Linked DNA regions of Homo sapiens: region 1 is linked to region 2. Evidence: chromatin loops called from intact Hi-C (ENCODE). Cell type or tissue: right lobe of liver. All regions are shown on one strand. Each heading gives the region's core, and the rest is flanking DNA. Links, peaks and the distances in the headings are about the cores only.

Region 1 (5,520 bases), core at 261-5,260, 49 kb after region 2:
CGGGGTCTAATAAATGACTGTGATGGATACTAAGCAGCCAAAGAAGACTACGGGAAGATTAAAGATGAGGCTAAGGATTGAAAGCTGCCAAGAACACTCACACCTCACGCCTTCCAATTAACTTGTGAGTCTGGCGGTCTTCAACAGGATACTTTCTACATGATCCTACCTAATCAATTAAATAAATTTACTGAACATCTACTCCATGGAAAATGGGCAGGTCAGTTCGTATCCTTAAAAAACTTCTGTCTTTTGAGTGGGATACACAATGAATCTTTGTCAGATAATAACATAGTGTGAAAAGCACAAAGTGGCCGGGCGCAGTGGCTCACACCTGTAATCCCAGCACTTTGGGAAGCTGAAGTGGGTGGATCACTTGAGCCCAGGAGTTCAAGACCAGCCTGGGCAACACAGTGAAACCCTGTCTCTAAAATACAAAAATGAGCCAGGCGTGGTGGCATGCACCTGCAGTCCCAGCTACTTGGGAGAATGAGGTGCGAAGATCGTTTAAGCGCAGGAGGCAGAGGTTGCAGGGGTGCAGTAAGCTGTGATCACACTACTGCACTCCAGCCTGGGTGACAGAGCAAGACCCTGTCTCAAAAAAAAAAAAAAAAAAAAATGAAAAAAAGAAAAAAGAAAAGAAAAGAAAAGAAAAAGCCTAGGCGCAGTGGCTCACATCTGTAATCCCAACACTTTGGGAGGCCAAGGCAGATGGATCACCTGAGGTCAGGAGTTCGAGACCAGCATGGCCAACACGGCAAAACCTCATCTCTACTGAAAAATACAAAAATCACCAGGCGTGGTGGCAGATGCCTGTAATCCCAAATTCCAACTACTCGGGAGGCTGACGCAGGAGAATCACTTGAACCTGGGAGGTGGAGGTTGCAGTGAGCCAAAATCGTGTCACTGCACTTGGTGTAGCTGGGCGCAGTGGCTCACACCTGTAATCCCAGCACTTTGGGAAGCCAAGGTGGGAGGATCACTTGAGGCCACATGTTCAAGACCAGCCTGGGTGACATAGTGAGACCTAGCTTCTATTGAAAAAAAAAAAAAAGAGAGAGAGACAGAAAACACATAAAAGCAGCAAGTGGCAGAAAAACACTATTAACTCAATGCTGCAGAGCACAGGATTCAAGGAGCTACTGCTTAGACAGAGGGAACCTGGACCAGCAGAAGTAGGTCAAAGAGCAGCCTAGGAAGAGAATGGCTGAGAGACTTCTGGTGGCCCCTTGACCATTAGTGCCTCATTGTGGCCTTGCAGGAGTTTCCACATGCTAAAACACCATCATCATTCTTCATGCTGTTTTCTATCTCAACACAGTAAAGATATCCTGGCTGTTATGCAGCCTGCTGTCCAGTTACAGGCCTGGCTATGGACCAGCTTCTTCCATGGCTCTACCAAACAGTGCTTGTGCTCAGATCCTAAAATGGCTGGTAGCTTGGCAGCCATCTTGCCGTTTCCCTCATCACTCCCTATTCTGGTGTGGTGCTCTTCCTCTGGGTTCATGGTACACGGATCCAGCTCAAAGAAGCACTCACTGTGGAGGGCAGATCAATCTGTTTTTTTTTTTTGGAGGGAGGGGTGCTCTACACCTTCAGAGAAACTTCTCTAGTAATGAACTATAGAAATGATCCCTGAAAGTATAGTCTTAGAGGGCAGACCAATCTTGATGTGGGTAGATACCAACTCAGTTCACGGGGCAAACTACACCTGGGAGATGTGGCTGACCTTATCAACAGATTAAGAGGAAGCACATACCTAATGCATCATCCTTATTAATTTTCACTCTATGGAACAGGCCAATCCTAATCATTATTAGAACTGTCAAAACACTATCTTTGTGGCTGGCCGCACTTAGCACCTGGGGAGTGGACACATTAACTCTAAAACACATATGCCAGGGACACTAGTCAGCCCTTTTATGTCTACCAAGAGTTAAATGGCAAGAGGGTACCTCTTGCTGCTGGCAATAGTTTCCTACAGCCCTACTTGTCCAGAGTGTTGTCCAGGAAATGACTCTACTGACTGGCATCTGGCACTTGATTCAAAGAGCAGTCAACGCACTGGAGGGCCCAAGCACTGGTCGTCACAGCAGTTTTTTGGTTCCATAATCAGTCTCCGCTCCCTGTACTGATAGGCTGAGATTGTATGCTTTCAGGTTACATAAAAGTAAGATCAGGAGTACACTGGTGACACTGGAATCATAAATTCTAACTTGAGTGATGTGAATGGGTCTCAGTGATCAAAGAACATCCTGCGAAGTTGTATGCAAATACATGAATGTATGCTGTTTTTCTGAAGACTGCACAACTTTCACTGGATTCTCAAAGGGGCTTATAGCCCCCAAAATATCTAAAACAAAACAAAGCCCATGTACTATAATCACCAGACAGGTATCATCCTGCTCTCTGTGGCTTTTATTCCTCTAGTCATTCAACAAATATTGAACATCTATGTGTAGGCCGTGAAGAGATACAACAGAGGACACAAAGGAGACAAACACCCCTGGCCCTCACGGAGCTGCATGGGTCCACTGCCTGCCCCTGTGTTCTCTGTGCACCTGCACCTGAATCAGAGTAGCCAGAGAGATAGAGGCTTTAAGAGGGCTAGGCTCCCTGTCTGTGTGCCCTGGCTAGCAGTCAAGTAATCTCATACACTCAAACCCACAACTGAATGCTATCTAATAGGGTTTTAATACTGAAGACTTGGTCTCTTTCTTAAAATTACCACTATCCTTCAGAGTAGTAACTTGATTCAAGAGGGCTGTTTACTGGTTAACACAGAGATTTTATTTGGGAAAGGTAGGGGGCGGGGCTAAAGGTATCACAGGCCAGTATGCTGTGGTACAAGAGTATGTGGGCTTTTGGAAAAGAGGAAGTCAAGACACGATCATATATATAAGAAAAGATACAAATTCAGCAAAGTCGCAGGGTACGAGATCAACACATAGATATCAGTTGCGTCTTATATATTGGTAATGAATAATTAAGAAAGTAATTCCAAGCCGGGTGCGGTGGCTCATGCCTGTAATCCCAGCACTTTGGGAGGCCGAGGCAGGCAGATCAGGAGGTCAGGAGATCGAGACCATCCTGGCTAATACCGTGAAACCCCGTCTCTACTAAAAATACAAAAAATTAGCCGGGCGTGGTAGGAGGCGCCTGTAGTCCCAGCTACTTGGGAGGCTGAGTCAGGAGAATGGCGTGCACCCGGGAGGTGGCGCTTGCAGTGAGCCAAGATCACACCACTGCACTCCAGCCCGGGTGATAGAGCGAAACTCCATCCCAAAAAAAAAGAAAGAAAGTAATTCCAGGCAGGGCACGGTAGCTCATGCCTGAATCCTAGCACTTTGGGAGGCGCCAAGATCATGCTGGGCAACATGGTAAAACCCCAATTCTACTAAAATACAAAAAAAAGTTAGCTGGGCGTGGTGGCAGGCACCTGTAGTCCCAGCTACTCAGGAGGCTGAGGCACAAGAATTGTGCCACTGCACTCTAGCCTGGGCAATGGAGCGGGAGTGAGGCTCTGTCTCCAAGAAGAAAAAAAAAAAAGTGATTCCATTTACAATAGCATCTAAAATAAAAATATCCAAGAATAGGCTGTGCGGTGGCTCATGCCTGTAATCCCAGCACTTTGGGAGGCCGAGGCAGGTGGATCACGAGGTCAAGAGATCGAGACCATCCTGGCCAACATAGTGAAACCCCATCTCTACTAAAAATACAAAAATTAGCTGGGCATGGTGGCGCATGTCTGTAGTCCCAGCTACTTGGGAGGCTGAGGCAGGAGAATCGCTTGAACCAGGGAGGTGGAGGTTGCAGTGAGCCGAGATTGCACCACTGCACTCCAGCCTGGTGACAAAGCCAAGACTCTGTCTAAACAAAACAAAACAAAACGAGAATAATTTAACCATGGTGAAACACTTGCATACCAAAAATTATTAAAGACCTAAATAAATGCAAAAACATTTGTGTTAATGGATGGAAAGACTTATGATTAAGATATTAATATTGGCTAGGTGCAGTGGCTCACACCTGTAATGCCAGCACTTTGGGAGGCTGAGACAGGAGGATCACTTGAGCCCAGGAGTTTGAGACCAGTCTGGGCAACATAGTGAGACCCTGCCTCATAAAAGAAATTAAAAAAAAAAAAAAAAAAAAAGCTAATACTACCCAAAGTGATCTACAAATACAACACAATCCCTATCAAAATTCTAACAGCCTTTTTTTTTGCAGCAATGGGAAAACCAATCCTCAAATTCATATAGAATTGCGAGGAACCTGAATAGCCAAAACAACCTTGAAAAGCATCAAAGTTAGAGGACTTACACTTCCTTGACTTCAAAATTACTACAAAAAGCTATAGTAATCAACAGTGTGGTGCTGGCATATGGAGAGACATATAGAACAATGGAATAGAACTCAGAGGTCAAAAATAAACCCACACATTTATGATCAAGTGATTTTTTTTTAACACGTGGGAGTCTCACTATGTAGCCCAGGCTGATCTTCAACTCCTAGGCTCAAGCAATCTTCTCACCTCAGTCTCCAGGGTACCTGGGATTACAGGTGTGCACCACCACACCCAGCTTGGCCAACTGATTTTTGACTAGGGTGCCAAGTCTATTCAACAGGGAAAGAATAACCTTGCTGGGACAACTGCACCAATTTCCACATGCAAAAGAAAGACTCTGAAACCTTACCTCACACTATACACAAAAAGTCATTTAAAATGGATCAACAGCCTAAATACAATAACTAAGGTCAGGCATGGTGGCGCACGCCTGTAATCCTGGCACTTTGGGAGGCCAAGGCAGGTGGATCACCTCACTTTAGGAGTCCAGAAGAGCCTGGCCAACATGGTAAAACCCCATCTCTACTAAAAATACAAAAAATTAGCGGGGTATGGTGGTGAGTGCCTGTAATCCTGGCTATTTGGGAGGCTGAGGCAGGAGAATTGCTTGAATCTGGAAGGCAGAAGTTGCAGTGAGTCGAGATCGTGAGTGCCATTGTACTCCAGCCAGGGCGACAGAGTGAGACTCTGTCTCAAAAAATATAAAACAAAATAAAAAACAAAAACGCTCAAATAACCCAATTAAAAAATGGGCAAAGAACTTGAAAATATTTATCCAAAGATTTGCCAAAAGCCAATATGAAAAGATGCTCAACATCAGTCACTAGGAACATGCAAATCAAAACCACAATGACATACCACTTCACACCTACTAGGATGGCTATAATAAAAAATATGGAAAATAACAAGTGTTGATGAGGATGTGGAAGAATTTTTTTTTGGCGGTGAAGAAGGGAGCCCTTATATACTGCTGGTTGGAATGGAATATGGTACAGCTGCTATGGAAAATAGTTTGACAGTTCCTCAAAAAGCTAAACATAGGAGGCTCATGCCTATAATCCCAGCACTTTGGGAGGCTGAGGTGAGCGATCAGTTGAGGTCAGGAGTTCAAAGCCTGGCTAACATGGCAAAACCCTGTCTCTACTAAAAAATACAAAAATTAGCCAGGTGTG
Region 2 (5,188 bases), core at 189-5,188:
AGGGGGTCTGCTTCATCATCCGCTCCCTGTGGGACCTGTGTCTTCAGTGAATTAATGAGTTTGGGGCCCCACATCCCCTCAGCTCTCTTTGGAGGCTCTGGGCACCCTGACCCTTGGCCTGGCAGGTGCACCCACTGCCATAGGCATGCGCATAGCCGGTAGTCTTCTCAGTAGGCAGGGCAGGCAGGCACGGCGATTCTTCACAATGGGCAGGCGCCACAGGGCCTCAGATGTCGGCGCCCAGCTCTGCGCACTGCTTGTCTGAGATGTGGGAGGCCAGGGAGTCTATGATGTCCAGCAGCAGCTGCTGGCTCAGCGACCGCAGGGTGGGCAACTTGGAGACCTGTAAGGCAAGCAGGCCGGAAGGAGATGGGACCAGATCCACCTAAGGGCCATGGTGGGCAGTGGAGCCCTGTGGGGCCTACCCTGCTCAGGGCTCAGGCTGGTCCCAAGGATGAAGCAAGGTGCGGCCAGTGATGGGCTGCTCTGCTTCTCTCACCCCCAGGGCCCACCACTGCAGGGGACCACAGAGCCTGGGCACCCTCCCTGCCTGGGCATGGCCACTGCCAAGGGGAAGCGAGTCCTGAAGGGGAGGCCAGAGCCCTGACCTTGGTGAACTGGTGCACAATGATGTGCAGGCAGTGCCGCTTCATGTCCAGTGCCTGCGTTTTGTCAGCTGCCTCCAGGATCTGCAATGGCAGGGACCTTGAGGCGCTGCCCCTTTCACCCACTCAGTGGGAGCTGCAGCCATGTGCACGGGGCTGGGGGGCTACCTGCAGCACGTTCTGCACCGTCACGTTCATCTCCAGGTTCTGCTTGCAGTACGCCTGCAGCCGGTTGTTGTAGAAGCCGTAGTAGTAGGGGGCCGCAAACAAGTAGCTGGGGCCTGGTTAAGGAGCTGACTAAAGGAAGCTGGTCCGCCCGCACCCTCCCAGGGAAGGACAGGGAAGGGCGCAGCTGGAGCCCCAAGCCCCCACGCCAGCATGCTCTCCAAATGGATTCTGAACTACTTAGTGGGTCAAAGGCCCCATTCAGGATCCAAAGAAAACCATGAATCCCCTCCCGAGAAAAATAGTGTCTGTACATCTGTAGCGCTGTTCCATGGCCTTGCAGGCCTAACAGGCATCCTGACCCTCCATGTTCAGACCCCTACTGAAGTGACATAAGGAGTACCTCCATGTCTGTGCTCAACTGTCACACAAAGCAATGACCCACCCCGTCCTCTGGGCAGTTGTGAGGGTCAGGAACCCACTGGTTCCTCCTGGCTGCAAACCCCTCCTTGCCAGCTGCCAACTGCTTCAGAGAGCACCAGGCCCAGCCCCAGGCACCAGCAAACCCTCTGGAGGGAGGCGCTGGGCCCAGATCACCTAGCTGGGGCAGGAGAGCGGGCCTCAAAGCCACCTGAGGTGGGTGCCAGGACCCCTTGGTGGGGACCTGGGAGTTCACTGGGGAGTGAGGATGCAGCGAGTCCTCGGGCGGCATGTTGACCTCGCCGTAGTAGATGTAGCGCAGCATGGACTCGAAGGCCTGCCTGCTGGGCACCATCTCCCCGATGGAGATGTTCACCTGCCCATCTTCGGGCATGAAGGACCGGAACATGGCTTCAAAGTAGCTGCAGACAACGAGCGGTAGGCACCTGGCCGTCAGCAGAACGAAGACACCATCCAGGCCCACCCTCCCCTCCTGTCCAGCCCCCACCCACCTGGAGCGGGCGGCCAGGATAGCCTTGTGGGCTGGCCGTGGGTGCCCGTCAAGCAACAGAGTGATGTCACAGAATTCCGCGCCCGCTCCCTCCAGGTATGCCTTCATGTCCTGGATCAGAGATGTGCCTGGGGGTAGGAGGGTCCCTGAGCAGGTACAGCCTGGGATTCTGGCCTTGGGGCCCCACGGCACTACCTTCCTGCATATCTGCCCATGTTGCTGCCCTGAACAAAACTTCACCCAGGCAGAAGGCCTCACTCGCCCTGAGGTACCATCAGCCACATTCTGTCCTCCCTCGGCGCCCTGGCCGACTCAAGCACTATGCCCCACGCACAGCCCACCACCCAGCGTCTCATCTTCCACCCAGCTTGCTGTACCCCCTCGCTGACCTCATGATCAAGCCCCCTCCAGGCCCACTGCATGGCCTCTGGTGCCTGCAGACATCACCAAGAGCCAGCAACCGGGGTCAGCACAAGCCCCAGGGAGAGCTGGGGGAATGAAGGGGCCTGTGACATTACAAGCAAAGAGAAGTCCAGAGACTGATCACCGTGACCCTGGGCCATCAGACCTGACATCCTAGCCCGAAAGAGGTGCCCCATGTCCACCCCCAGAAATTGGCTCAGGAAATCCCAGGTCACCAGGACACAGCCCACTGTGGCAAGCCCCATGGGTCGGGGGCTTCTGCCTTCATCTGTTTCCTCCCTGTACCCAGGAGAGCACTCTGGGGTCCCATGGCACCCACCCCCACCCCGAGGGCCTGGCAGGTGCTCTCCATGGCTCCCAATCTCCTACCGCAGATGAACACCATCCCTCCCAGCCCCCAGGGAAGGGGAACGGGGCTCCCTACCAATGTCCACTGGCTGGTCCAAGGGAGTGCGAGGGGGCGGCTGCTGCTTCCGCCGCACAATCTCCACTATCAGTGGAGAGGAGAGGCGCTCGAACTCCTTCATCATGATCACCTGGTTGAAGTGGGACTCCTTTACCACGAAGTTCAGGCAGTGCTCCTGGGGCAGACAGGCACAGGCAGGCAGGCAGAGTCAAGCCAGGGCCCCAGGCTGGGCGAGGGGCTCACAGTGGTGGGCAGGGAGGGGGCCTAAGCCTGAGCACACCCCACCCAACCCTGATTGCGCTGACCCCACCCCACACCTTGAGTTGGCTCAGCTGCAGCCGGGCGGCACTCTCGCACACAACCAGCACGTTCTGCAGGTCCACGGAGGCCTCGATGTACTGGCGGCACAGCTGCTCCAGGCGGCACAACTGGAAGCTCAGTGCCAGTTTGTACACATCCATGATGAGCAGCACATCCTCCACATGGCCTGCGCCCCAGAGCCCCCGAATCTCAGGGAGCCGGAGAGGGGAGGGCAGGGCACAGGGCGCAGGGCTCCCCCCATGGAAGAGTGTGGGCTGGGGCCACTAGGTAGGAACAAGGCCTCGGGGGACTCAGATGGCGTCCAGCTGCAGTGATCATGGGTAAGGAGGGTGACCTGCAGCCTCTGAGCCTCAGGGGGCCCATCAGTAAGGCAGGGCTGGCAGCACCCACCTTTTGGCTCTGCTGCCCGCACCCCAGCCCACACCAACCCTGCTCCACCCCCACCCAGGCGGACCTTTCCGTGGGTATTTGATCTTGTCGGTGTAGAGGAACTGCATGAGCACCTCGAAGGGCCGGGCCTCGGCCTCCCGGATGGCCACGTGCAGCAGGGGCGGCCGGGCCCCACCAGCAGCCACGCCGGGGGCCTCCCTGGGAACTGGGGCGGCCTCCTGCTCCAGCTTCTGTGGGGAGAAGGGAGCTCAAGGACACCCCAGTGGACACCAGGCATGGCTGCCAGGTCAGGGCAGGGCGGTTAGGCACCTCACCTGGGCCAGCCTCTCCCGCGCCTGCGTGATCTTCCTGCGAAGCCAGCGGCTCCGCGCTGTGACAATGGCTACGTGGCCCTGCACGCACTCCTCCTTCTGCACAAAGAATGATGCACTGGCAGAGGGCACAGGACCCTCGCCCCAGAGAACAGAGACCCAGCCAGCCAAGGTCAGCACCACCAGGCCAGCAGCTGTTTTTCTGAGGGGCGAAATTCCCACTGCCCAGGCACAGCAGGCAGAGCAGGGTGCGAGGACAGGCACCCACCTCACCCAGCACGAACTCCACGTCGCAGAACTGGCGGCTCTCCCACAGCCGCCCGTAGTCCTCGTGCAGCGTGCATTTAGGGTAACAGGAGAACTGCAAGAGGGGCCCAGTGAGACTAGATGTTGCAGACAGCAGGGTGGCCCCAGTGTGGCTGTGCAGGCCGACCCTGAGGTCCCCACCTGGCCCATGCTGACCCTCAGGGCCCAGGAGGCAGGTGGGCCTGGCTGAGGAGAGGAAGCAGCCGCTACCCCACCCTGAAAATACAGCCTGGCTCCAGCCTCAGCACCTGCAACTGTCCACGGCCGGCTCCACAGCAGGAAAGGGCTCCCCTGCCTCTCTTGCCTTCGGCTGGGCCCCAGGCCTCAGCAGAGCTCTGCCGTCTCCACTCTGCCTGGACCTGCGTCCTCACACTGGCCCCCACCAGCACATCCCAACCTCCTCCAGGAAGCTGGCCCTGACCTCACTGTGGCTGTGAGTCCCTGCCCTGACCACCTGCTCCTCCAGGCCTGGGAAGGGGCTGTCAACGCAAGCCACTGTCGGCCCTGGCTCTGCCCTGGGCCAGGCTATGATGCCTGTGAGGCTCTGGTGCTGAGCCCAGCTTGGCCCGGCTCCCTCCACTGACTCTGCCGTGAGCCCCAGCACCATCTGCCTGCCCCACTGCACGAAGGCTGCCCACTTTAGTGCCACCTCAGCCCACCCTCAGCCCACAGGGCTCCTCCCAAGGCTTCCATCCTGCCAGGTGTGGCCCTGGCAATGGCCTGGATAAGCCCTGCCCCCCAACTTGGCCTCAGTTTCTCATCACGGGGGATCCGTCCACCCAGCCGGCTCTACAGGCCCACAGGCCCCACACCTGGAACCTGTACATCTCCCCGCTGCGGATGTTGTTGTCCACCGTGCCCCCGAAGATGTACATGGCGTCCGAGATGACAGCAGCCGCGTGGAAGAGCCTCCCACTGGGCAGCTGGGGGACAAGAAGGCAGGGTGGAATGGTGGGGGAGCAGAGCCTCCACAGTGCGGCTGGTGCAGCCAGGTAAGGCAAGGATGCGGCACCTCATGGCCATGAAGGGCCAGGGGGCAGGGTCCCCAAGGGATGAGGGCCCCTGGGTACAGACACAGGTGGGACCTGGTACCCATGTAGGCGAGTGGGGCATGACGGGCCATGGAGACCCTCAGAGTGGTCAGGGCACTTGGGCCAGTGTGTGGCACCCACCCCAGAAAGCTGCAGCCTGGCCAGCAGGGTGAGGGCCCTTGGCCCTGTACCCCCTTTGTGGTGTGACCCCAAGCAAGTATTTCTCGGGGCCTCAGTCTCCCCATGTGTGAGAGGTGTTGATCACAGGACCTGTTTCAGGGGGTGATGGAGTCTTAATG

The links. Hi-C counts contacts between places; a loop is a spot of excess contacts. Peaks named below come from ENCODE experiments on the same cell type or tissue, not always from the same donor. Only the 100,000 strongest peaks of a DNase experiment are listed, where the experiment ranks them.
Region 1: it touches region 2 in a loop (2.2-fold over the local background); 6 of 110 quality-filtered maps call a loop at or near these places.

What each region holds. Positions count from the first base shown.
Region 1 is chr22:20,942,776-20,948,295 of GRCh38, reverse strand. The region is part of intron 2 of CRKL (CRK like proto-oncogene, adaptor protein); the gene reads right to left. It also overlaps the pseudogene LOC124905167. Among named protein-coding and RNA genes, the nearest start is that of LINC01637, 12 kb to the left of the region's middle. In right lobe of liver, for the core only: no CTCF peak of the experiment used is centred there; no DNase peak of the experiment used is centred there; H3K27ac peaks cover 1,228 bases.
Region 2 is chr22:20,992,387-20,997,574 of GRCh38, reverse strand. LZTR1 (leucine zipper like post translational regulator 1) reads right to left here. Exons shown (of 21, transcript NM_006767.4): 11 at 4,671-4,781; 12 at 3,821-3,913; 13 at 3,556-3,651; 14 at 3,306-3,471; 15 at 2,848-3,017; 16 at 2,549-2,705; 17 at 1,703-1,829; 18 at 1,463-1,612; 19 at 774-879; 20 at 609-689; 21 at 1-343. The coding sequence ends at 227. Among named protein-coding and RNA genes, the nearest start is that of THAP7-AS1, 6.9 kb to the left of the region's middle. In right lobe of liver, for the core only: no CTCF peak of the experiment used is centred there; no DNase peak of the experiment used is centred there.